Regions from separate parts of the Mus musculus genome. Here regions 2 and 3 are each linked to region 1. Evidence: chromatin loops called from intact Hi-C (ENCODE). Cell type or tissue: left cerebral cortex. All regions are shown on one strand.

Region 1 (8,000 bases):
AGAAAAGAAAAGAAAAGAAAAGAAAAGAAAAGAAAAGAAAAGAAAAGAAAAATAGAAGCTCCTGGCTGGTCGGCCTCCCCTCAGTGTCTCTCGCTCATCATGTAGGGCTGAGAAACACATAGGATTGAATTTTGTGGTAAGTGATGCTGGTGTGTGTGTGTGTGTGTGTGTGTGTGTGTGTGTATACACACGTATGTAGTATGGTTATCCATGCAACATCCATCTGCATCCATGGAGAGGCCCAGACAGGACATGAGCGTGTCTTCCTCCATAACTCTCCACCTAATTGCCTGGAAGCTCACATCTTGCCTAGGCAGGATGAGCAATAAAGTCCTAAGGTCTGTCTGTCTCTGTTACAGGGATGGCTTTTATGTGGGTGCTGGGGGATTTGAACTAAGGTCCTCATGTTCACTGAACAAACGCTCTTCCCAGCTAAGCTATCTTCCCACTAAGCTATCTTCCCAGCCCTTTGAGGTAGGACAGAGACTCTCTAATGAGATAGATATGACTGGGTTGGTGGCTCAACCTGGCCATCCAGTGGCAGGAAAGCGGGAAGTGAATCACCATGACTTTGAGACCAGTCTGGGCTACGTAGCTTAAGTCCTAGCTGATGAAGTATGTGGGCGGTTGACAATGAAACCCTTAGACGGGCGGCTGAACAGGAGTGGTGGTGGTGGGGTTTACATGGTGGCTTGGACACTCAGTCTTTACTTTCTATCCTGAGTGTCTCCTGCTTCTCTTCCCGCAGGGTCCAGGAGCTGGAGCTGTCAGAAAGGAGGCTTCTCTTGAAGGTGGAACAGCTGAGTGCCTGTGTGGCCGAGGAAAGAAGTGCCACAATCCGCGTCCAGGAGCAGCTGCAGGCACTGAAGGGGACACTGGTCAGCCAGGTTCGTATCCCTTCCCAGTGCCTGGTCGTGTGATCAGCCTGGGCCTCAGTTTCTCTGTCTGACCTCTCCCTGCCTGCCTCCTAGGCCTCCCGGGGAAGCTTGGGTGTTGGTATCTTTCTCATGCCTGGGTCCTTGAGGTCAGGAAGTGGGCAGTGCAGGTTTCTCTCTTCAAATTGCTGTGTGCAGGTGGGGACAGGGGGAAGATAAGAACCCGTTCTTGGGTGGAGGAGGGACTTGGGTATGCTGTGGGTGTGGCAGGAGAAAGACACTCAGGGAACTGGGGATAAAACTTCCCAGACCTTCTGGGAAAGGTATTTGAAGGGTGGGAATGAGGCAGACCAACACTCTGCTGTGGAGAGCCAGGAAAAGCTGTATATGTAGGGAGGGAAAGGCTGGCAGGTACAGCGGGAACTCCAGAGGGGCCATTGCAGAAACAAGGAAGGCAGCTAAAGCTTTGGGGAGTAGGGAGGCAGAGCATAAGAAACAGCCCCACCAAGAAGAAGTGAGTGGTTCAGGGCGGAGGCAAACCCTAGTTATCCTGCTGAATTGTCTGTGTGACATTGGACAAGTGACACAACCTCCCTGGGCCTGCTTCCTCATATGTAAAATGGGAATATGCTACCCACCTCTCAGGTGGTTATATGAGCTAAATGGGTCCATGCACATAGAACACTCAAAGAAGGGGGCATCTTTTAATGTCATCTGCACTGGCCATTCTTATCTATCGTAAGACACTTTTCAGGGGACAGGTGATGCAGGCCATATTGCAGAAGGAATATATAGCAGATGGACCCACACCTCTGCAGTAGGTACCCAATGATGCCTGGGCACCCAGCTTCCAGGCTTCAGGGGCACAGCTTAGTGGGGTCTTAAGATTGCAGGGTGCAGACCATTCATGGGATGTGAACTCAACTTGAACAGGCAAGGCACCCACTAAAGGGGGTGTTGTTTCTCGGGTTTTGTTCAGCTGTGTCTTTGTGTGTGTGTGTGTGTGTGTGTGTGTGTGTGTGTCTGACAGTGGGCAACTATGGGACAACTAGGGTACATGACATGGTATTCACTGAGACAAAAATGTAAAGTGGAAAGTCCAGCTCAGCTCAACTTAGCCCTTGGGTACCAGTGGGCCAGCCTGGAGTCACTCTCACCTTTCCCCTGACTACTGGAGGCAGACTCAAGTTAAACTGAACCCTTGGCTCACGTGGTCTTAGCCTCTCAACCCTAGGGGAGTCTTCAGAGAAGCAGGGTACAGGCTGTGTCTCTGCACTGGGACATGTGGTTCCTCTGAGGAGACATTGTAAGGGTGTTTCGAGCCTTGCTCTCTGTACATCTGGGATTCCCAGGGAAGTCAGGGACAGTCCTGCAGTGGAGATGCTTGTAGTGTGGTGGCAGATGAACGGTGAGGGTGACATGCAAGCCACTAATTGCATTAGTGGGAGGAGGGGGTGTTGGGGAGCCCAGGGAGCTATCAGTCCTTTTCACATGCTTCTCCATTGTCATTACATGTCTGTGAGGAACGGTCTGTGATGATGGGTGTGGAGGGTCCAGCCCAGCGTGGGCAGTGCCATCCCTGGGCAGATCCTGAGCTGTCTAAGAAAGCAAGCTGAGCACGAGCCAGAGAGCAGCAAGAATGTACTCACACAGACCTGTCAAGAAGCCTATGTACAGACTCAGTGGTTTGGTCAGGGTCAGAGGTGGTCCAGCTGCAGCCCATTCCCCAACCTTAACTTCTAGCCTTTATATTTTTGTTGGAGAGTTTGCGATGTAGGAGTTAGTATCGCAGGGGCATCTGAACAGGCTTTGGGCATTTAAAGAAAATGTGTGTGATCTGTCACAGGTGCCAGCTTTGCTCTGGTCCTACTCCCAGGGAGCAAAGAGGCCTCATTTCCGCAGCAAGCTCTGGTCATCCTGAGAGGTGTCGAGGGCCCACCCACCCATGCCGTGGATCCCCAGGTTCCCAGAATTATACAGGCACCCAGGACAGAATCCACATCATTATAAAGCCAGGAAGATTCAAAAAACTCAACTCCAGTTTTTATTCCCTCCCCACACCCAGTCAATAAACTACCCCACAAAGCCAGCCTGGGCTGGTCTTGCACGTCCTTTCTCCTTTGGCAAATGCCTCTTTTACCTGCAGGCTCTCTGGCAGCAGAGGAAAGCAGCTAGCTGGTGAGAGAAAGCTTCCCACAGAGGCAGTGTTTGTATGTCAGTCCAACTCACTGTCTGTGGTAGGGAGAAGGCTGGGTGTCTGAATATGGAGAAGTGTTCCCTGCTCAGCAAGATGGCCAAAGGGACAGATAAAAAGCCCTTGAGGCAGACACAAGGCTCCAGAGCTGGCTGCAAGAATTTTAGCTGTCCCATTATATAGATAGCTTCTGAATGTGTGGTGGGGCTAATGACAGCTCTATTTCAGCGGGGTGGGGGTTGGAGGTGATGGGGTGTGTGTGTGGGGGTGATGGGGTGGGGTGGGGACAAGGTATTCATAGCTGTGAACAGTTAGCTACTGAGGCTTACTGGCCCCTGCTCAGCTCACTTCACTGACCTGGGAAGCTCTGGAAAGTTCTGTGGTGTTTGGAAATCGGTGTGTCAGGACTGTTGAGATGAAACAACTCCAGAGACCCTCTGCAGGGTACTGCCCCTCCAACCCACTGAACACTCTTCCACACGCAGACTTAGGGAACTCAGGGAGATATGGGACTATGACAGGATGAGGTGAAGGTGACTCTTGGCTGCAGTGTCAGCAAACTCAGTAATCAGCATAACTTTAAAATTTTGTTTATTTATTTTGTGCGTGCACATACATGTGCCACAGTGGCGGTTAGAGTCCAACTTGTATAGGTTTTTCTCCTACCACATGTGGGTACCCGGGACCCAACTTGGGTCTTCAAAGTTGGTGACAAGTGACATTAACCCTCTGAGCCATCTTTGGTCCTAGCGCCACATGATAATGAAAAATACCCACCATGCACAAAATAAGGGAATGTTAGGAAGAGAGATCAAGGCGAGCAAGGCGCGTGTCTGGGGGGCTCCCTGACATGCCCATCACCGCAACTCCTAGGTGCGGGAGGCAGAGAGTGCGGTCCGACGGCAGCGGCGGCTGCAGGAGCGGCTGCGGCGCAAGGACGAGGCGCTGGCACGGCAGGCGGCGGCCCTGAAGCGTTGCGGGCGGGTGCAGCGGCAGCAGCTGGGCCTGGTGCGGGAGCAGGAGCGCGTTCTGCGGGTGCAGGTGCAGCGGCTGGAGCGCGACGTGCGGCGCCTGGGGCACGCTGCGGGCCTCCTGCTGGCTCAGCTGCAGGCCGCGGACTCGTCGCCCATTATGGGGAGCTCCGGACCGCAGTTTCTAGCCGGTCCCTTGGGTGATCCCGAGGGGGAAGAGCTGAGCGCGCTGCGAGCCAGGGCGGAGCTCGCGGAGCGGGAGCGGGTGAAAGCGGTGCTCAGGCTGCGGGAGCACAGCGCCACCGAGCGGCAGCTGCGGGAGCAGCTGGAGGAACTGCGCTGCTGCGTGTATGGGCTGACGTTGTCGGAGATTGGCCTGCACAGCCAGGTGGAGGAGCTCGCCCATCAAAATCGGCGCCTGCGGGCCCAGCTGGGGCACGGTAGCCCGGTAAGTGGCCGGAACCCAGGACAGGAGTGATCGCTTGTCCTCCTCTGACTTCTGCCCAGCCACTTGCTTGATTCATTTCCCCAGCATCTGGTCATCACTTAGCTGAATCAGAGGCTGGTCCGTCCTTCGCCAACTCAGTCTTCCTGGCTCCACCATTCATACACACGAGGTCGCCGTTGCCCTTCAACACATTGGCTTCACTACCCAAATGGCCAGCCATTCGATGTCTACCCACTTGTCCATGCACTTGCAGACCCCCATGTCCATTTCTACTGTACCCCACCGCCAACCTTGGTGTTACTCTCCTCACCCACTGTTAAAGGTTTGAAAGTGGAATGCCCGCTGTGCGCCTCCCCCGTCCCCCTTTCCCCAGGCTTGAGCCCTTGGTCGGAGCTGCTGGTTCTATTTGGGGAGGCTGTGAAACCCTTAGGTGTGACAGGTGTGTCCAATCTGAAGCCCTTGGGATGCATTCTCTCTGGGATAGCTATGCATGTGGACCAATACAAAACCCAAGACTTAAAACGCTATGAGACGAAACAAAACAAAACAAAACAAAACCAGTCATGAACTTCTTGAGTGTGAGTGTGAACTTGGTAGTGAAGACCTCAGAGTCCTAATGTTGTAAAAGGTTAGACACGCCTGCTAGGAAGGGGCCTGGGTGGAAGCGGTGGGTTGCTGGGGTGACTTGAGGTGCTGGCACTTCCTAAGCCCTTCCAGCTGAGAGGAAGCAGAAGCCAAGCTCTTTCCCAAGCTGCTCTCAGCCCCGTGCCTTCCTCGCCATCACTGTGGTCTCTGCATGAAGAGGCACAATAAACCCTTCATCCTTTAAGTTGCTTTGGCCAGGTATTTTATCACACTGAGAAATAATCAGGGCACCCCCACTCCAACACTAGTCTAGCCTTTCACATCCAGTTCAAGGTCAGGGCACCCCCAGACTCAGTGTCTGAGACCTGGTTTGTAGATGGTGCCTTATGGCTGCTGAGTCCTCACAGGGGGAAGGGGCATGCGCCTCTTTAATGGGAGCGATGGTACTACCCAGTAGGGGGTCCTTTCCTACTTAATCACCTGCTGACATTATTGCCTTGGTGATTAGATTCCAACACATGAATTAGGGGGGCAGAGCAAACATTTGGGTGGAGGCAGCCATCTGTCCACTGTCACCTGTGTTTCCTTGTGCCCCCATTCACCTGTATCTTCCCCATCTGTCCACTCACCCAGCTGGTTGCCAGCCAGCCAGCCAGTTGCTTCTCATACCCTTCACAGTCCTTCTCCCTCTCCCTCTCCCCCCTCCCCCTGTTCATCCATCTATTTGACACTGACTATAGGTCCCCTCTGGTCCAGCCCCACCCCCAGGGAACTTACACCCCCCCCCCCAGTCTTCCCTCTCCATCTGGGCTGTGAACTTCCCAGGCAGGTCCAGCATCCACTGGGCTTTGCAGCCTCCATTCCCAGCAGCAGCACACGGGAGGGGGGGTCCAGGGACTACAAAGGTTTGAGCTTTGTCTGTTCTCCTCATTCTATCTCTTTAAACTTGGGTATGTCTCATAAGCTGGGGAGGGATGGCTGGGCATCTATTTCCTCTTTACTTGACAGCAGAGTAAACATCCTCACGTAATGTCTTCCTGCCACGTGCCAGATGTGTTCAAAGCTCCCTTTCAAAGCTGTGGAGACAGGGACAGCTGCTTTCAGCATCCTTGCTCCACAGAGAGGAAGTGAAGTCTCTGGTAGTATCTTACCTGTTGCCATGTAGCTGTTGAGAGATAGACCTGGAGGTTGGTCCATATAAGACGTGACATCAGGGTGGGTGGCTCCAGCTGCATTAGCCCTGTGCCCATCAAGCCAGAGTGAACTCAGTTCCTTTAGAGAAGAGGGGATATTTCGGAGGCAAGAGGATCAGGACTTCAGGCTACATCGCAAGTTTGAGGTCAACCTGGGTGGGTTCCGACTCTGTCTCAAACAGAACCACAACAACACCAGATGGACAATACAAGCCAGCTGGGTTTGCTTATTTAAAAATTGAAATGTAGTTTTTGATTGGAACATGGAGTGCTCAAGTTTTCCAGATAACGGCGGCGTTTCTCTTGCCTGGGCGAGCTTACCAGCGTGTTGGTGTTCTGTGGTGCCTTTGCATTGCTTTGTCTCCCACCTGTCCCCGCTGTGTGCTTCTTGTTCATCCAAGAGGAGAACAAAGTGTACACTCACCATCATCTCCTTGTAATTCTGAAAATAAACGATGCATACACGGAACTTGTCCTTTAGAATCTTTTCTGGGATTGCCATAAATGCGCTCTCATTTAGACAATTGGCCTGAGGCTTCATTCTCCCATCCTGCCATTACCCTGAGTTCTGGACTCACTGTTCCCTCAAAGCACGTCTCTGAGAAGAAGAGCAGGTTCCTAGATGCCTGGCAGGGTCTTGCTGTTATTTGTCCATTTCCTGTTCTCCCCTTTAACCCCTTCTGCATCAAGGGTTGTTCCAATCAAGCTGTCGGAGGAACTGCCCAGGGAGTGGGAGTGATTTGGCTACAGACACAAAGGTAGCATCGCAACCAGAAGGGAGTCATGTCCCCGTCTTTGGTCCTACACTCTGAATCTGGGGCCAGAGTCAGTAGCTCTTTGGGGCTGTGGGCTTATCAGTGGCTGAATCCTGTAAGATCTGTGCCCTTAGCTGGAAAGCCATCATTGGCCACAAGCATCCATGACCTCAGTGTTACATGCCCTCTCTTCAGATGGCCCTGTGCTCTGGGGAGCTGCATCTTAAATAGGGCTTCAACTGTCAAAGCTGAAAGATGTCTCTTGTAGGTTCTCTAAGTTGTCCACAAACAGTGGTCCCCATGCTGTTTGATGCAGATTTTAAAAAACAGGCTGCCCTTAGGAACCCATGGTATATTTGAAACAGTGTTCAGTAGTGGGGAGAATCCTGTGCTGAAGAGAGAGGAGGTACTCCTATAGGTGACTGTAGGGGATCACACTTCAGGGACAGTAGTGATCCAGACTGGCCAGGATAGCCTTAGGCTGGCTGCTGAACTTCAGTGTCTTGGCCTTCTTATGGTGAGATGGGACTGAACCCCATGGACTGTGAAGCTCAGTGAACGAGCCACTCAGTAAGGAAATGAGCGCAGGAAGCCATTTGCTCCGGTCATAGGGAGTGTCTTCATGTGACTGTACTTCTTTGAGGAACAGAGATTGGGAGACAAGAGGTTCGGAGTGAGTATCCTTGGGCATGTGTGCAGCAGGCAGTCTTCACAGAGCTGCCGTTTACCAGACACTGCTGTCTTCACTGTAGCCAGCTGACAAGGTGATAGAGTTATTAGTCCTTATTAGTTACTAGTCATTACAGAAGAGGGACCTGAGAAAGGGAGGGAGAGTCACATGCTACAGCACATGAAGGAAGCCAGGTCTGAAGGGGAATTACCCCCCCCCCCGCACCCCCCCCCCCACCACATACACACCCGTTACCTGCTTCAAGATAGCTCTCTGCTCATGGACTCTGGGAGCTGTGCTGTTAGTTAC
Region 2 (8,000 bases), 130 kb after region 1:
ATCTGTGGAGAGATTAATGTAGTAGAGCCTGCAGATGCCAGAAGAGGGAGTTGGACCCTCTGGAACTGTAGTTATAGGGCTGTGAGCTGCCTGGTATGGGTGTTGGGAACCAAAGTCTGGTCTTCTGCTCTCTCTCTCTCTCTCTCTCTCTCTCTCCCTCCCTCCATCCTCTTGCTTTTTCTTTGAGGAGGGGATGTGCTGGTCAGGGACACAGTGAAGGAATGAGTTCTTCTCATCCACACATTTGTCTCAAAGATTGAACTCAGGTCGTCAGGCTTGGCAGCAAGCACGCTGCCCACTGAGCCACCTCGCAGGCCCTGTTGTCTTTTCAGTAGACGAGACCGCAACAGCATGATCTTGCCCTGTGCTCAGACTGTAGGTGTGCAACGTTCCTCGACTTCCACCTGGCAGTGCAGACTGGGCTCATTCCTTGGGGCGTGATTTGCCTGTGTACTGCAAGTGTTTTAGGGAAGCCCGTGTACTTTAGTTAGGAAGCGCTCCCTCATAAAATATAACAACATCACAGAAACGTAAGTTACAATCAGAAAGTACACAGTGATTGTCTACAGAGGAGCATAGCTTCCATTCAAGATGCCCTGGGGGTAGGTGTTAACATTCAGTTCCAGCAAGTACTGTTTATTGTCTGTTGTGTATGATAGACTATCACAGAGAGAAGGAAAAAAAAGTCATTGGAAAATACAACAGATCATCCTATGCGTGCCATGCAGCTGTAGGGGAAACCCTGGCTGTGGTACAGAAGTAACTCTGGGCTTTTTTGCATTCACAGACTGTGGAGTACAACATCTTTGAGGGCATGGAGTGCCACGGCTCCCCCCTGGTGGTCATCAGTCAGGGCAAGATTGTCTTTGAGGATGGAAACATCAGTGTCAGCAAGGGCATGGGCCGCTTCATCCCTCGGAAGCCATTCCCAGAGCATCTCTACCAGCGTGTCAGGATCAGAAGCAAGGTGAGCTGCACGGAGGGCCCTTGAGTTGCTGTCCCCTTCTCTGGGAACAGGGCTCTGTCCTGTGGAGGGTCAATGGGTGTGGCTGTGTGTCCCTATGTGTTCATCTGAGACCAGACAAGGCCAGGGAGGTTGCGGGGCTTTGCAGTCTGTGTCCGGTGCACCCATGTGTGAGAGGTGCTCGTGAGCTGCTTGGGGCTCTGCCTTGCACATCTTGGAGGTTCCTCACATAGCCCACTGCAGAGTCATGAGCTTTATTTTTCAGATTAGCACATGATGCTCAGGGCCTCAGAAGACTTACCCAGTTACCCATCTACAGCCCACAGTCTGAGGGCTGTCTCCCAGCTGACCTGCCTAGCTCTCTCCTCCTCCCCTCCTGCCACATCGTATCTACTTCTTTTCCAAAATCTTGAGCTGTGGCCTTGGAAGGCCCCAGGAAGCTCTTGTCCTTGTCTCTGACTCAGAAGAGGGAACTCTGAAGTTCTTACTGTGGCCATCCCCCACCCCCTGTCTGTGACCCTCCTGTCACCATATGAACTCATTATCTACATGATCTAAGTGATGCTGTGCTGGAAAGGCCACCTGTGTGTGTGTTGTCTGTGTGTCTTTATTTCTTGTGCATGTACACATGTGTATCTGTGTTGTGTACTACACAGGTGTGCCACTGCATGTATTGCACACACATGCACATGTGTACATACTCATTGTGTGTAATGTGCATGCATGCATGTGTAAACATTTGTCTGTTGCTTGTATTATACATGTATGCATATGTGTGCACCTATGTGTGCTGCGCATACATATTTGTGTGTATTCATTTATCCATTGTATATTATGTATACATGTGTTTATTATGTATACTATAAATGTATGCATATGTGTGTGCCCACTTTGCACTGTGTACACATGTATGTATATGTTCATTTATCCATTGTGTATATTGTACAGTATATGCATATGTGTGGTTGTGTGCCTACTGAGTACACTGTGCATGCATGTGCATATTCATTGTATGTACTGTACATATGCATATATATGTATTTATACGTATGTATATATATGTATATACACACACATATATACATATTATACATATATACATATTATACATATGTATATATGTGTGTGTGTGTCTTGCATATTGGGTGTGCACACATGCATATGTAAATTTGTACTTGAGTGGCTGCATTCTCCTGTGTGTGTTTTCATTCTTGTACTTTATCAATGGTAGCACTACTTCTTGATTAGACAGCGAACTCAGACACCTTCTCCAAGCCTCAGACCCCACAGAGTTGCCCCGGTCAGTTCTCCCTCTGCCTCTGCTACAAGGGGCAGTACCAGATAGACACACATCACAGGCTCTGTGGGCCAGAGGTCTCAGGTACCAAAATGGCTGGGATGCCCACTCCTCACAGCCTTGGCTGGGCTGTAGACCTGGTCTGCGGCTGAGTCCTGTGGTGAACAGTTAACTGTCACGGAGAAAGTACCTGGCCCATGCTAAGTCATCAGTTTGCATTCGAGAGTCCGGTTACTGTACCTGGGGTTCCCTGCCCTAGTGCCTGGGCAGTGGACAGGAGCCAGGCTGGGAGTGGGGCACAGAACCTGCCTTTGGCTGCCCTGAGCCGAGGGAAGGGTAGTGACTGAAGGGAGGCATGACATGCAGGGTGACAGGGGCACAAGTCACTGGAGGCCTTGGTAGTCAGGGAGCAGGGACTTGGGACAAAGCTCAGCCTGCCAGTTTTGGAGGAGGAGGAATCTGGAACTGGGGTCAGAACACTTGACATCACTGGTCCGTTTAAGGCTTTGGACAGTTCCCTGGATACACGCTGTTCTCTGAGGCCTGGAGCCAGTGTCATCTCCGTAGGACATTTTCGAGACTGTCTGGGCTGTAGAGATCTCCAGCTGGCTCCATGGGTCCCTCTCTCAGTCCTGGGCTGTTGGACTTCTTTCAGTGTCATGGCAGACAGCCTCCTTGCTTCTGGATGGTGGCAGCCTGCCCTCTTGTGGCCACCATTGGGAAGTCCTTGATTCTGGTGCCCTGTCTTAGCCTCCCTCCTTTAACCAGTCTCCTGCCCCCAGTTCCTCATCTCCCTGTGTACTCTGTAAAGATGAGACTGGTGTGTGTGTGTGTGTGCATCCATATTGCACTGTGCTGTGTGGGCACATGTCTCTGTGGGCACAAGTGTGGCTTAGTGAGCGTTGTTGGCTGGACAGAAGCACAGACACAGTGATCATCTGACTCTTCTCTCCTTCTGTTAAGGTTTTCGGGTTGCATAGTGTTTCCAGGGGCATGTACGATGGGCCTGTGTACGAGGTGCCAGCTACACCCAAACATGCTGCTCCTGCTCCTTCTGCCAAATCCTCGCCTTCTAAACACCAACCCCCACCCATCCGGAACCTCCACCAGTCCAACTTCAGCTTATCAGGTAGTCTCATGGAAGCCAGGCTCCTGTGGAAAGGGGCACATGGCTGTGGGCATAGGTGGAGAAGGCCAGAAGGCATGGGCACACTCCTCTGCTATGCCCCCAAGACACAGTCTAGGCGGGTGTTTCTAGGGTGCAGCACAGCATGTTAATTCTTGACCTTGGCACAAGTCAGCCCTGGGCTTAAGCATTATGGGGGTGGGAGAGAGGACACTGCCACTCTTATACCAGGAAGCTAATCGTGGAGCCCAGAGGTAGGTATGAGGCAGGAGCCCTGTCATTTCCTGGGTACATGCTCTGTGCCTGGCCCTCAACCACACCCGCCCTCCTGGCTTAGGAAGCACAATATGGACTTTATGTCACCCCCACATGGTGGTGGTGTGTTCCTGGTATTGTTTGAAGTTTCACAAAATTCAGTCTTAGGATTCAGGGCTCAACAATGCTTAGGAATAAGGTCCCAGCTTGAAGACGTGTACCTGCAACTCCACCAGATGGCCACACGAGGGCAGACACAACACTGGGAGCACTGTACTGTCATTGAAATTCCAGTTAGAGCCAGTGTAGGGTCCTAGGGATTTGATGATCAATGATGCACATCTGGACAGCTTCAGATGAGCCAAAGAACTTGCTGAATTCCACAGTTTAGAGTTCAGGTTGTTGGATTCAATGGCTTTTAAAAACAGGAACCTGTGGGGGGAAAAATAAAAATAAAAACAGGAGCCACTTAAAATGTGAACCTGGGCTCTTGAGCTGTATAAAAACAGGCAGTGGGCTAAAGTAGGTCAGTGGGTCATACCAGAAAGAGTATGTGCTAGCAACAGAGAGGGTGGAAGGATAGAAAGAGGGTGTAGTTTTAGCTTAAATTGTAGGATGAGAAGTACTCTGCACAGGGAATACAGTGGATCCTGGGTCAGGGGACCCTGGGACACAACTCACTTTTCACTATCCTTTCTTGAAATAGCTACCCGAGTACAATTCTGATATTAAAGGTAGCCAATGTTATTGCACAAAAAGATTCCAAGCACAGCTCTTGAATCTTGTCTGGTATGCGCAGAAGGCTGCCTTCTGTGCTGGGAGGAGCTGGCAGACTGGCTCTCTAAGTCCATCAGACAACTGAATACTGTAGATCTATCCTTAGATGTGGATATAATAATCTTTAGATCAAAGATAGCCCTGTAATAACAAGCCTGTGTTAGGGCTTTTGGCCCGCTCTCTGCCTGGGCCCTCTATCCCCTCTGAAGCTCACAGTGCTGCCCTCAGGGCTTCGTGGACATTTACCAAATGTCAATCCTGCTGCCAGCCGCATAGCTGATTCCCCTGCATTGCTATAAAGTTCACCCTCGTCCACTTCCAAGGCAGGGCACTGCTCTGGCACATAGGTGCAGTGTGTTAGGCTAGCAGGCATCTTCACGGTAATAGTTACCTGAAGATGGAATGAAGGCGCATGATGGAAAATGAATGAAGTGTAGGCTGAGTCCTGAGTGGCCAGGAAGACAGACAGACAGACAGACAGACAGACAGATAGCTGACAATGGGACAGCTGGGAGAACCAGAGCTGAACTCTGTGCCAGGCTCTTGGTGGCCCTCCTAGTCAGGCCCTGTAAAGTCAGGGTCAGCAGGGCAGTTAGTCAGTCCACATGCAGGCACAGACTTGTGTAGTGTGCATGCACACATTTATCAAATGCCATTGGAGCAAGGGACACTGGGCAAAGGAGGGTGGGCTTCAGGGGAAAGCCAGTATGGGTGTGAGTCCTGCCTTCCCAACCTAGTATCTGTGTCCTTAGGGTATTCAGCCTGAACCTCAGCACCCTTAGTTTTGAATTGTGGGTAAAACACATATCTATCATCAGTTTGTGTGTTCTTGGTACACACCAGTGCACCACGTCTGCCTGCACCAGTAGGAACTCCCTAAGTGTTTTCCTCTCTCAAGGCCAAACTATGCTAGAGTCAGAGATATAGGAGAGGGGCCTCAGGACTGGCAGGTACCCAGACGAGGTCAGGAAGGTCTACAGATCAGGGACCCTTCCCAGAGTGAACCTGGACAGGGCCTTGAAGGTGGGTTGGAGTGAGGGGCATTGTCAGCCTCAGCATGCCAAGGTGATGTGAACAGGTCTTATCCCATACACTGTTGGCTTTCTGTCTCTTTTAGGTGCCCAGATAGATGACAACAATCCAAGGCGTACAGGCCACCGCATTGTGGCGCCCCCTGGTGGCCGCTCCAACATCACCAGCCTCGGTTGACCTCAGATGAGCCAGATATGCAAGAGTGAAGGATTATGGGAAAACGTCCATTCCTTTTCCGTGTTTTTGAAGCCCACAGTTTTAGTTGGTACTGACGGAGGGGAGATTGAGCGATGCTCTTTCCTTCTCTGTTTAGGAAGAAGTGGTACTAGTGTGGTGTGTTTGCCTGGAAGTCCCTCGCCCACAGTGTGTGTTCACACCGACTCCACCTCAGAGCATGGTGCCTCCGTTTTCCCTTCCTAGTGACCCCAGGTTTAGCATCGTCCTATACTGTTCCCTCCACTCCTCCATGACCCTCTGAGTGATGGTTCTTTTGCGCCCTGTAGCTGTTCTAGGATAGGATGCATGTTAGTAAGTTACGTATGCAAGTCTGAGCGCGCGCGGCTGATGGACATCGTCGAGGACCGACATAGACCCGATGCCAAGACCTTAGCCCCAAGGGGAGATTTCCAAACTCTTAAAAATGAAGGCTCCCATGAGTCTTCACTAGAAAGATGTGGTCCCCATCCCCACCCTGACTGAGACCTGTGAAGATGCAGAGTGGCAGGGAAGGTCACAGAGCTCCACCACCCATGTCCTGTGTCAACAACCCGGTCCCTGTGGCACCTGTAACTGGCCATAGTGTCTTTCTGGTCTGTGTGTTCTTCCAGCCAGCCTTGGGCTTTGGGCCCAGCCAGGCTCACACCCAGAAAGGGGTGTCCTGACACCCCACCCAGGCCTTGAGGACGGTGCGGTAATGACTGCCCAGGCTGCCTGAGTCTCTGACCCTCTGAGGAGTTCGAGCAGGGCAGTCAGATTTTTAAAGTTTTGTACAGTTTTCCTTTGTATTCACTTCCATTTTTACTTAATAACTGACTTGTTGGTGGCTCTTATTTCTGAATTCAAAGCTTGTGAAAAAAAATAAAGAAATTAAATTGCCCGTTGATCTGAGTGGGTGTTTTCACTTGGGTTTATCAACTGCCTGGTCCTCATTCTGACTCTGCGATGACCGAGTACTGGGGACCCTGGGGGTGAGAGATGGGAGAGAAGAGTGAGTACACGTCTTGGGGAAATGGGTCAAGACCCTGGATCAATAGGCAGGCTTTTGGGTTATGCGTTGATGGACAGACACAGCTCACAGATGGGTGTGCTTAGGAACTGGGTCACTAAGGATGATACAGAGCAGTGACTCTCTATGTCGTGCTCTAGAGCGGAGGGGCTGGGAGAAGGCTGTAATTTCTGTAAGGAACCATGCTACTATCCAGCTAAGTAAGCCCGGGGTTAAAGAATAAGAGTGTCCCCAAGTGAAGGGCACCCTTGCAAAGTGAGTGGTAATTTTTCTCTACAGTTCCACAGAGACCCTATAGGAAAGGACATGGGGCCAGACCAACTTGGTTTCAGGGGAAAGATCTTTACTTACAGTAGCAGTTCCCTATGAGAGAAAGGCATTGCAAGGTTCTGTGAGTACCCAGGGCCTACTTGGGATGGGATGTGATAAGCAACCTTTAAAAAAAAAATCCCTGTTAGGCAGGGCTCAAGGTCTATTGGGCAGCTTGGGGCCCAGCAGGTGCCTGGCTGCATAGACATCAGCTTGTGGGTGTCACAAGCCCCACATTGGGAGGGAGGTTTTGTTCCTATTATATTTCTGTGTTTGTGATGGTGTACCAGCTTCTTAGAAACCAAGAATCCCCTCCTGTGGCAACCCTCTGACTCCTGAGGAGCTGTAGTCTCCTATCATGATCCCGGGGTGAAGTAGGTACTACTGGACAAGGGCTTCTCTTAGACCAGGCACTCCTCTCCTTAGTCACCCTGACTCTCCGGAGTCGTCTTCCCCTGCATACTCTCTAGAAGTCAGGAGAAGTCCTGGCTTTATATTAATCAATTAGTTGATTAATTAATTAATTAACTTATTTTCGAGATAAGGTTTCTCTTTTTAGCCTTGGCTGTTCTGAAACTTGCTCTGTGGACCAGGCTGACCTTGAACTCAGAGACCCACCTGCCTCTTATATGTTCTGGGATTAAAGGTGTGCACCACCACACCTGTTGAGATCCTGGTTTTAAAGGCTTAAAGGGGTCATGGGGAGAAGTTGAGACTTGGGACCATGAGGCCAGGTTAGAGTCTCTGAAGAGAGCGCAGAAGAGGCTACTGGTAAAGGCACAATCCAGATACAAAGAAGATCCCGGCATGTCAGGGGTGTCAGTGCCACAGGACAGCCACCACGGACAGCAGCGTGTATGGGGTGGAGCCAGCCTGAGCCTAGGAGGCAAGCCATGCATGTTGTAGTTGGTATTGCCAGAGAAGTGGGGCTGTCCAGGCCTTTTGAATCCACAGAATTGTGAGTGCGTCCCAGACACCAGGCACTGAAATTTTGACATTGTTGAACTTTGTTTTG
Region 3 (8,000 bases), 80 kb after region 1:
AGGATTTAATCTCTCTTAGCCACATTTTCCTAATTTGGAAAATGAGACTAAAATAGTACTTTCAAGCTTTTGTAGGCGAGGGTATGGGTTGGTGGTGGTGGTGTACAAAGCATTCTTTTTGGTAGAGTGCCCCAGGCAGGTGGTAAACACTTGGTAAGTGGAAACTGTGATTTTTCTTGCTTCTGCCTAAACATAGTGCTTCCTCATTTTGCACCCTCTGGCTTCACAAACTGGCTGGCTCTTTCTCATGAGGGAATGGGCTTTTTTTCTTTAAAAATTCTTCTTTCTTTCTTTCTTTCTTTCTTTCTTTCTTTCTTTCTTTCTTTCTTTCTTTCTTTCTCTCTCTCTCTCTTTCTGTCTCCCTTCCTTCTTTCCTCCCTCCCTCCCTCCTTTCCCTCCCTCCCTCCCTCCCTCCCTCCCTCCCTCCTTTCCCTCCCTCCCTCCCTCCCTCCCTCCCTCCCTCCCTCCCTCCCTCCCTCCCTCCCTCCCTTCCTTCCTTCCTTCCTTCCTTCCTTCCTTCCTTCCTTCCTTTGTATGTGTGTGAGTTTTTGTGAGTTTCTGTGCATCACAAGCACTTGAGAGACTATGGAGGCCAAAAGGTGTCATGTCCTTTGGAACCGGAGTCATTCGTAAGTTTCTGTGTTGGTGCTGGGAGCTGAGCCCTGGCTCCTCTGCAAGAGCAGTAAGATTTCTTAACGGCCAATTCCTCTCTCCAGGCCTTTCATTTCTTCCTTTTAAAAGATTTATTTCATTGTTATTTATGTATTCACCTGTGTGATGGTATGCTGTGTGTGTGTGTGTGTGTGTGTGTGTGTGTGTGAGTGTGAGAACGTATGCATGGGAGCATATGTACACAGATACCTGGAGAGGCCAGAAGAGGGTGGTGTAAGATCTCCTGGGTCTGGAGTTACACATTGTTGTGAACCATGGTACATGGGTGTTAACAACTGAATTCAGGTCCTCTGCAAGGCAGCAGGTGCTTTTAATTACTAAGTCATCTCTCTGGGCCTGGGATTTTTAAAAAAGCAATAAGGCTTCTATCACTATTGGCAGGTCTAGAGAGAGACTGTGTCCCCAAATTGTTGACTGTAGCATGGAGTAGAAAGCTTGAGCTTTGAAAGTCCTGTCTAACTCAGATATATGGAGTCTCTGTTATCTTTGTTGTTGTTGATACAGGGTCTCACTGTGTAACTCTGATTGGCCTGAAGCTCATTATGCAGACCAGGATGGCCTCAAACTCACAGACATATGCTTGTCTCCTGAGTGCTAGGAATAAAGGTGTACATGACTACACCCAGCTACCTATGCTATATGGATATAATCACCATTAATCCTTGTGAGGCTCTGGAATAAACCCACTGTGGACCTCAGCATCAGCTTTTCTAGCACAGGACATGTTGTGGATTGTATTTCAGAGTTTTCAATTAAAGATTGAGGACGGTTGCAGTGTAGTTCTTCTTATTTCAAGAGGAATGCCTGGGTGAACTGAATCTTCATGGGATGTAGGAACAAGCGGATAGAAGAGCCAGGGTATGGGTGAGGTGGGTGGAAGACCATGCACTTAATTAGAATAGACACTGAGGACAAGGACTTTGTACTTTCCTGTGTGCTCAGCATTAGCCCCTGTGTGCAAGTATAGATAAAGGGGGGAGGGAAGGAACTTTCCAACTGACCACTGACACTGGATAATCATGAGGTCTCAGGTAGACAGGAGCAGCCACATGAAATGGAATGGAGAGGTAGCTGTTTGCTTCTCCTGCTTCCTCAACCCAACAGCAGAAGCGTCCTGCTTGCAGCGCAGACTGGCTAAATCACAGAGGGAGCGTGAGGTGTCAGCTGATGTCGCAGATCCTCCTATGTGGCAGAGTCCTCTGGTTAAGGTCTCAACAGTCACGTTTACTGTCTGTCTGGAGTTCTCCAAGGTTGGCTACAGACTTCTCTGACCTTTGGTGGGGTGCTGAAAGGACAGCTCCTAGCCCGGGGAAGCTAACTGAAGGGACAGATGCTGAATCGGCTTCCTACTGTTCCCCAGCAATCCTGATTGCCAGTTTGGACTTGTCTGCCTAGGGGGCTGGCAGCTTGTGAGCCTTCCATCCAGAGAGCACAGCTGAGATTCCTGGGTCCCCAGGGAATCTCATAACCCCTATGCTAGAAAGTCATAAATAAATGAGGGGATCCCAAGTCTCCATACTTCTTCCTGGTTAAAGAAGCCCCTCAAGTCTAGACATTAAGCTCCAGGCATAGTTGGAGTGGGCTGTATTCAGGATGTGGGAGCTGCCCATAGATGGAGGCTATCGTCTGGGTCATTGCCTACTGCCTGTGTGTCTATCCCTGCATATTTGTTTCCTAAGTGTTCTGTTCAAGAGTTCTTCCTTCCCTCGTGTCTGGTAGGGATGTGCACGAATTCCCTATCAGCAGTCTACAGGCCTGTGTGTGAAGGAGCCTTTGTGAGGTTGCTTTTGGTAGTGGTGTGGAAATTCTTTACCCTGAGATGTTGTTGGGCTGTGTATCCAGCACGAGTGTGAGTCATTGGTTCAGTGACAAGTGTCTGGGAGTGTAATGCTAACATGACCTCCTTGCTATGGGATAGGAACCTCTGTTCCTGAGTGCTGCAGGCTGCATTCTCTATCATACCTTTTAGAAGCTGGCCCTTGACACCAGGGATTTCATTCTACTCTTAGTCCTGTGCCCAGCACCTACACTAGTGCCAGATCCTATCAGGCAATCAGTGTAGTAGTGTCGAGTGAGCCAATGGGGAGTTGGATGTGTATGCCTCTGACTGTGCATCTAAGATCATTTAATTTTTGTATGATTTTTGGTGGTGCGTGGGGTTGCCTGACAGGGAATCTCTGGTGTGCGCGCGCGAGCGTGTGTGAGCGTGTGCGTGTGTATCTATGGTGTGCTAGCTGTCTGGAGGGAGCGCGGAGGTACCTGATTTGGGTGTATGTACCATGTACAGACATGCTGATGTCTGTGCAACTCTTGTTTGTGAGGTGAAGCTTAACCGTGTGTACGTGCGTGTGTGTATGTGTGTTGTGCACCCGCGCACCGCCCCCACCCCGTCTCTGCCCGCGCCCTGCGCTCCTTCTAGAGGCGGAGAGCCGGGTGCGTGGAGGGCACTGCGGCTCGGCCGCCCGCCCTCCGCGCTGCGGCTACTGCACGTCACCATCCTCCCCGCCCCGGCCGCTGTCCCCGCCTCCACGGTCCTTTGTAGCTGGCAGTGGCGCTGGTCTTGGTCACCGTAGGCTCCGCCCCGCCCCGGCCACGCCCCTCGCGGGCCACGCCCCGGCCCTTCCTCCCTCCCTCTTTGCCCGACCGCAGTCGCGCTTGGGCCGCCGCGGGCCCGCACCGAGGCGCTCAGCGCGGAGCCAGCGGTGGCGAGAGCTGACCGCCGGAGACGGGGATGGCGGAGCGGCGGCGCGCGTGGAACACGGAGGACGACCTGCCGGTGTACCTGGCGCGGCCAGGCAGCGCGGCGCAGACCCCGCGCCAGAAGTACGGCGGCATGTTCGCCGCCGTGGAGGGCGCCTACGAGAACAAGACCATCGACTTCGACGCCTACAGCGTGGGCCGCCGCGGCTCCGCGCGCACACCACGCAGCGCTGGCCGGCCCGACGCCGTGGGCCTGCCGTGCCCCGGCGGCAGCGAAGACACGGCCAGTGATGTGAGCGAGCCCTCGGGCTCTGCTGTCAGTTCGCCAGGCGATCGCGATGACAGACCGCCAGCGTTGCGCATCCGATGTCCTGCGCCCCGCGACCTGCCACTCGGCCGGGACAATGGCCAGGTACCCTCGGGGCACGTGGGCCGGACGTGGGGGGCGGGGCCCTTGGAGACCCAGGGCTTGGGTGGCGCGAGGGCGAGTGTGGGGGCCCCGCTGCCACCAGGTTCTGGGGGACTGCTACGGCCCCTCCCCCACATCATCCTACAAGAGGTTCAGAGAGGTTGTAGGATAGGCCAGGGTTGGCCAGCATAGCCTCAGAAAGCCAAGCCAGGTTCTGAGAGGGGAAGTAAGTTGCTGCAGCTGCCGCTAAGGGACCTGTAAGGTGAATTTAAGCCTCGTTCACCTTCTGGGGTTCTGTGAAAAGGTGAGCATTCTCTGTCTTCTTCCATCTATCTATCCGCTCACCCAGTGATCGTGGACGCTTAGGCTGCACTTGGCTCTGGGAGAGGTTCACGGAATGACTCTGTTCATACAGCTGCTCCCGCCCCTCCCTGGGGGGACGATGTGGTTAAGGGTTCAGATGCTGGGCAGTAAGAAATCATCCAGGACACTCCTGGATGTGTAAATTGGAGGCGAACCCGGGATTTGAACCCAGGCGTATGGACTCCCCGACTTCCGAAAGTGAGGAGGGACCTCAGGAAAAGACATGACCAGGGCTTGGGCTTTAGAGATTTTCTTCCCTAAGTTGGAATTTACCAGGGAATACGGATGGTCAGACAGAAGAGTCCTGGACAGGGTGGGTGAGGTCAGAGCCACGTGTCTGGGAAACAGAAGTTGGAGCAGCTCTGGGAAGCTGTCCCTTGAGCTCTGGGCTGGGCTGGCTCGGCAGCCTGGCCCCACCCTCCAGAAGTTCCCTGGCTGGGGAGAGAGAGCTGTGGACTCATTTCAAGAATTAAGTTCAATCAGGTCGAGAGTGATCAATAAATGCTTGCTATGGAGTTTTATCATCATTCTCGGTTTAATTAATTAATTCGCCCTTTCCGTTAACACTATGAGAAAGTGAACCCAGAGGAAGAGTTTGAACAGGACTGTAATCTGGACAGGCGTTTTGAAGAAAATGGGCTGGTCTGAGGGCGGTGTTCTTGCTTCGGCTCTGTCGCCTGCTCTGGAACTCTCCATGGTCCTGAATCTGCTGCCTGGGAGCTGGAGGCGGGGGTGAGGACCAGGGAACTAGCCAGAGTCCAGTTCCCCATCCCTTTATCTCCTCCTTGGTAGTCCGACCTCGCGTGGGAAACAGGCTCTCTAGCTCCACCAAAGGCTTCAGGTCTCAGAAACCCAGCCACGCCACCTGGAACCTGTCGAGATGTTTCACCTTCTTTAAGATGTCTTCATCTGAGACCCGGGAGTGGCAGTCTGTTCTCTGCTTCCCTCAAAGGGAATACCACGGAGGCGAGTGCTCTTTGTGACTGGCCTGGAGCTGTCCTTCTGGCTTCATGGCGCTGGTCAGGGTCATTCACACAAGCTTTGTCTCCCGCTTCGCCATGGCCGACCGGGTAGATGTTCCTTAGCGTTTCTGGACCCTAGTTGCTTCACCTGCTCCTGTGTTTTTCCCACCCGGGTCCCCTCTGTCCTTTCTCCCTGGCTTCTTAGGGACCTGACAAAAGGCTGTGTCTGAGGCCTCCCAAAGCACTCTATAGTAGGGACTTAGAGCAGAAGAATTCACGGCCCCGCTGGATGGAGTAATTTACTTTCTGAAGATCTCAGGGCATGGGTTGCAGAGGTCTAGGGATATAGGGTCAGCCTTAACCACTCCAGCAAAGAGTGCCCGGCCCCTCCCCCGCCCATAAGGCTCTTTCTTGGGAGGGAGGAGGGGTTCCAACAGCGCAGGCGCAACATTTGTGGTTGCCAGAGGCCGATGGCTGTAAAGCTTTGTACCGGCAAAGTCTGCTTGGGAGCAGCAATCTGTTTGGCCAGTAGCGAGTAGGGCTCCTCCCTCTGACTTGCACGTGGCCCAACCCCTTTCTGTAGCTTGCCTGCCCAGAACCCCCTAGCTGACCCCAGGGGATGCCCGGGTACCGGAACCTATGATTTATTGGCGAGGAAAGGAATCCAGGAGACAGAAGTGTGCTGCTGCCATCCGCAGCTTCCGGTCATTAAGGAGAATTTAGGGGCTGGAGCACAGGCAGGACTTAATGAGTAGAGAACCCGCTTCGTGACGCTGCCCTATGGCAGCTAATTTATGCTATTTTATCTCTGTAAGCTTCAGTTTCCTATCTGTAAAAGGGGAAAAAAATCACAGGCCAGTGTTCCCGGATATAAGCTGTTCTATTTCAGCCTACAACCCTTCTTGGTCTCCTGCTGTGGACTAGGTAACTGGTTTTCTCCATGTGGTGGAAGGCCCCAGCGGGGTCCAGAGTTTTTTCTGTTCCTCACCTCCCTTGGCAGTCCGGAAGTGGAGGAGTGGGTCTATCCACAGGGTCAGTGGAGGGATTGTGCAGGCAGGAAATGAGCTCATTGGCAGGGAAATGGCTTGCTCCTGCCTGGGGACAGCTGCCTGATATTTTGAGCTGGGGGGCTCCGTTGTTCATCTTTTGTTCCCACTTGGTGAAGTTTTGTCCTGGCTTCTTGCCCACCTGTCCCAGAGCCACATCGGGACCTCCCGGGCTTCGAACACTTCAAACGATAGTCAGGAAACTTCCCACGTTTCTTCCCTGTCCCCAGAGCTGTAGAGACTTTAGTACCTGTGATCCAGCTTTCCAAGCCTTCACTGCTAGGCCATATTGACAGGTCACTGAGAGGAGAGAGCAGATGAAGGGTTAGAGCCCATGGCCCATGGGTTCGCGGCTAGCCCCTTCCGCTGCTTTGCTTCTGCCTGGGAATGGAAATGGAGCGGGTAAAGAGGTGAAGGCCCTGGGGATGGGTCTGGGAAAACGAGTTATCCTTAATTGAGGTGGGCTATTCAAGAGAATAGCATAAATGAAGATCTGGATTTGGATATGGAAAGGGGGGTGGAAAAACGGAGACCATGGAAGGACTGGCCAGAGAGGGTCCTTGAGTGCGGCCCTGGAGGGCCAAGGATGCTTCTAGCAATTTGGGTGGGTGCTGGCTCCTGGCTCCCACTTCCTCCCAAGCACAGGTCACACACACAAAGATCAGAGACACCTGTGGCGCTGCCCACAGCTTTTGCCCCCGTGTCCAAAGGCTGTTTGTTTCTTGCTTTTAAAACACCACTCAAAAGCATATTCTCCTAGTGGCGTGAGCGAGGCCCCGGCTTAAGCGAGGGCGCGGGGCGGGGGTCGGGGGCGGAGTAGGGGAATCGGAAGGGAAGCGCTTCCTGGTTCGAGCCGAAAGGGGCGAATCCGGTTCTGCTGCCGCCACCGGGAGGAGCTGTCTGTCTTCAGCGCCCTCCTCTCGCCCTGCCTCTCCCTCCTCCTCCCGCCCTCCTTGCCAAGCCGGGCGGTGCAGGCAGCCGGAGCAGCGGCGGCGGGCCGAGCAGCGGGGAGTGGGCAGCGGTGGGAGCCGAGCTTCTGTCCTTTCTTTCATCCCTCCCTGGCCTTTGTCGCCGCTCTCACGAGTAGCGCCGCCGGGAGAGACCCGGGTAGAGCGCCAGGCAGACGTTAGTTCCAGCGGCCGGGCGGAGGGCTCCAGAGGGGCCATGTCTCATCAGGGGAAGAAGAGCATCCCGCACATCACCGTAAGCGCCCCCACCCTGCCGCAGTGCTTTGTGGCTTGAGGGTGGTCGCCATCAGGGTCCAGACCCATGGGGGTACCGCAGGGACGCCCCCGGAGGATTCCTGCGTCGCCGCGAGTGGGGCGGGGCCCGTCTCGCCGAGGCCTCCCCCTCCCCCTCTGGGGACAATGAGGGGGAGCCCCGCATGGCAGGGCGGGGCTGGAGTATCCAGTCCCTCTCTCTGCGGGCGTGAAGCCCCCTCCCTCCTCAGGATGTGCCGGGAGGGTGGCGTGTGCCGGGAGGATGGCGTGGCCCGGAGGATGCGGAGCTGAACAAAAGAGGGAGGGGCGCGGGGCCTCAGTCCCCCTCCCTCGGCCTCACTCTAGGATGGGGAGGGTGTGCCCGGCCTAGTGCACCTGGCCCCTGAGGCATCCCTCCCTTGCACCTTGCAGCCTTCAGAGGAAGGAAAAAGATGCGGCTCTGCACTCCTCACTTATTAATGGGGTGGAAGGCCTGAGTTGGAGCTGCGCCATGATGGATGCACTGCTCCCATATCTCACTGCAGCTAAGAATAGCCAGGTGGTCCATACTGCAAGCTGCGGCTTCTTAAGGGTTAACCGCAGAGGCTGAGCAGCCCGAAGGTGGGGTGGTAGTATGCGCTGAACATCT

Evidence for each region. A loop is a pair of places that touch in the nucleus more often than their neighbours do. Peaks named below come from ENCODE experiments on the same cell type or tissue, not always from the same donor. Only the 100,000 strongest peaks of a DNase experiment are listed, where the experiment ranks them.
Region 2: it touches region 1 in a loop (4-fold over the local background); 7 of 42 quality-filtered maps call a loop at or near these places.
Region 3: it touches region 1 in a loop (4-fold over the local background); 5 of 42 quality-filtered maps call a loop at or near these places.

The regions. Positions count from the first base shown.
Region 1 is chr5:37,158,998-37,166,997 of GRCm38, forward strand. It overlaps Gm1043 (predicted gene 1043), which reads left to right. Exons shown (of 14, transcript NM_001370827.1): 3 at 749-887; 4 at 3,943-4,488. Among named protein-coding and RNA genes, the nearest start is that of Gm1043, 9.9 kb to the left of the region's middle. In left cerebral cortex, a CTCF peak has its summit at 4,343; a DNase peak (open chromatin) is centred at 4,327; H3K4me3 peaks cover 809 bases; H3K27ac peaks cover 512 bases.
Region 2 is chr5:37,285,581-37,293,580 of GRCm38, forward strand. Crmp1 (collapsin response mediator protein 1) reads left to right here. Exons shown (of 14, transcript NM_001136058.2): 12 at 788-967; 13 at 3,225-3,390; 14 at 5,537-6,583. The coding sequence ends at 5,628. It also overlaps a transcript of Evc not described here. Among named protein-coding and RNA genes, the nearest start is that of Evc, 47 kb to the right of the region's middle. In left cerebral cortex, CTCF peaks have their summits at 2,964 (motif pointing left), 3,884 (motif pointing right) and 5,599 (motif pointing left); DNase peaks (open chromatin) are centred at 2,963, 3,388, 3,871 and 5,639; H3K27ac peaks cover 210 bases.
Region 3 is chr5:37,238,742-37,246,741 of GRCm38, forward strand. Crmp1 (collapsin response mediator protein 1) reads left to right here and starts at 3,317. Exons shown (of 14, transcript NM_001136058.2): 1 at 3,317-3,784. The coding sequence starts at 3,404. In left cerebral cortex, CTCF peaks have their summits at 213 and 7,028; DNase peaks (open chromatin) are centred at 102, 1,825, 3,176, 3,905 and 9 more places; H3K4me3 peaks cover 5,357 bases; H3K27ac peaks cover 3,708 bases.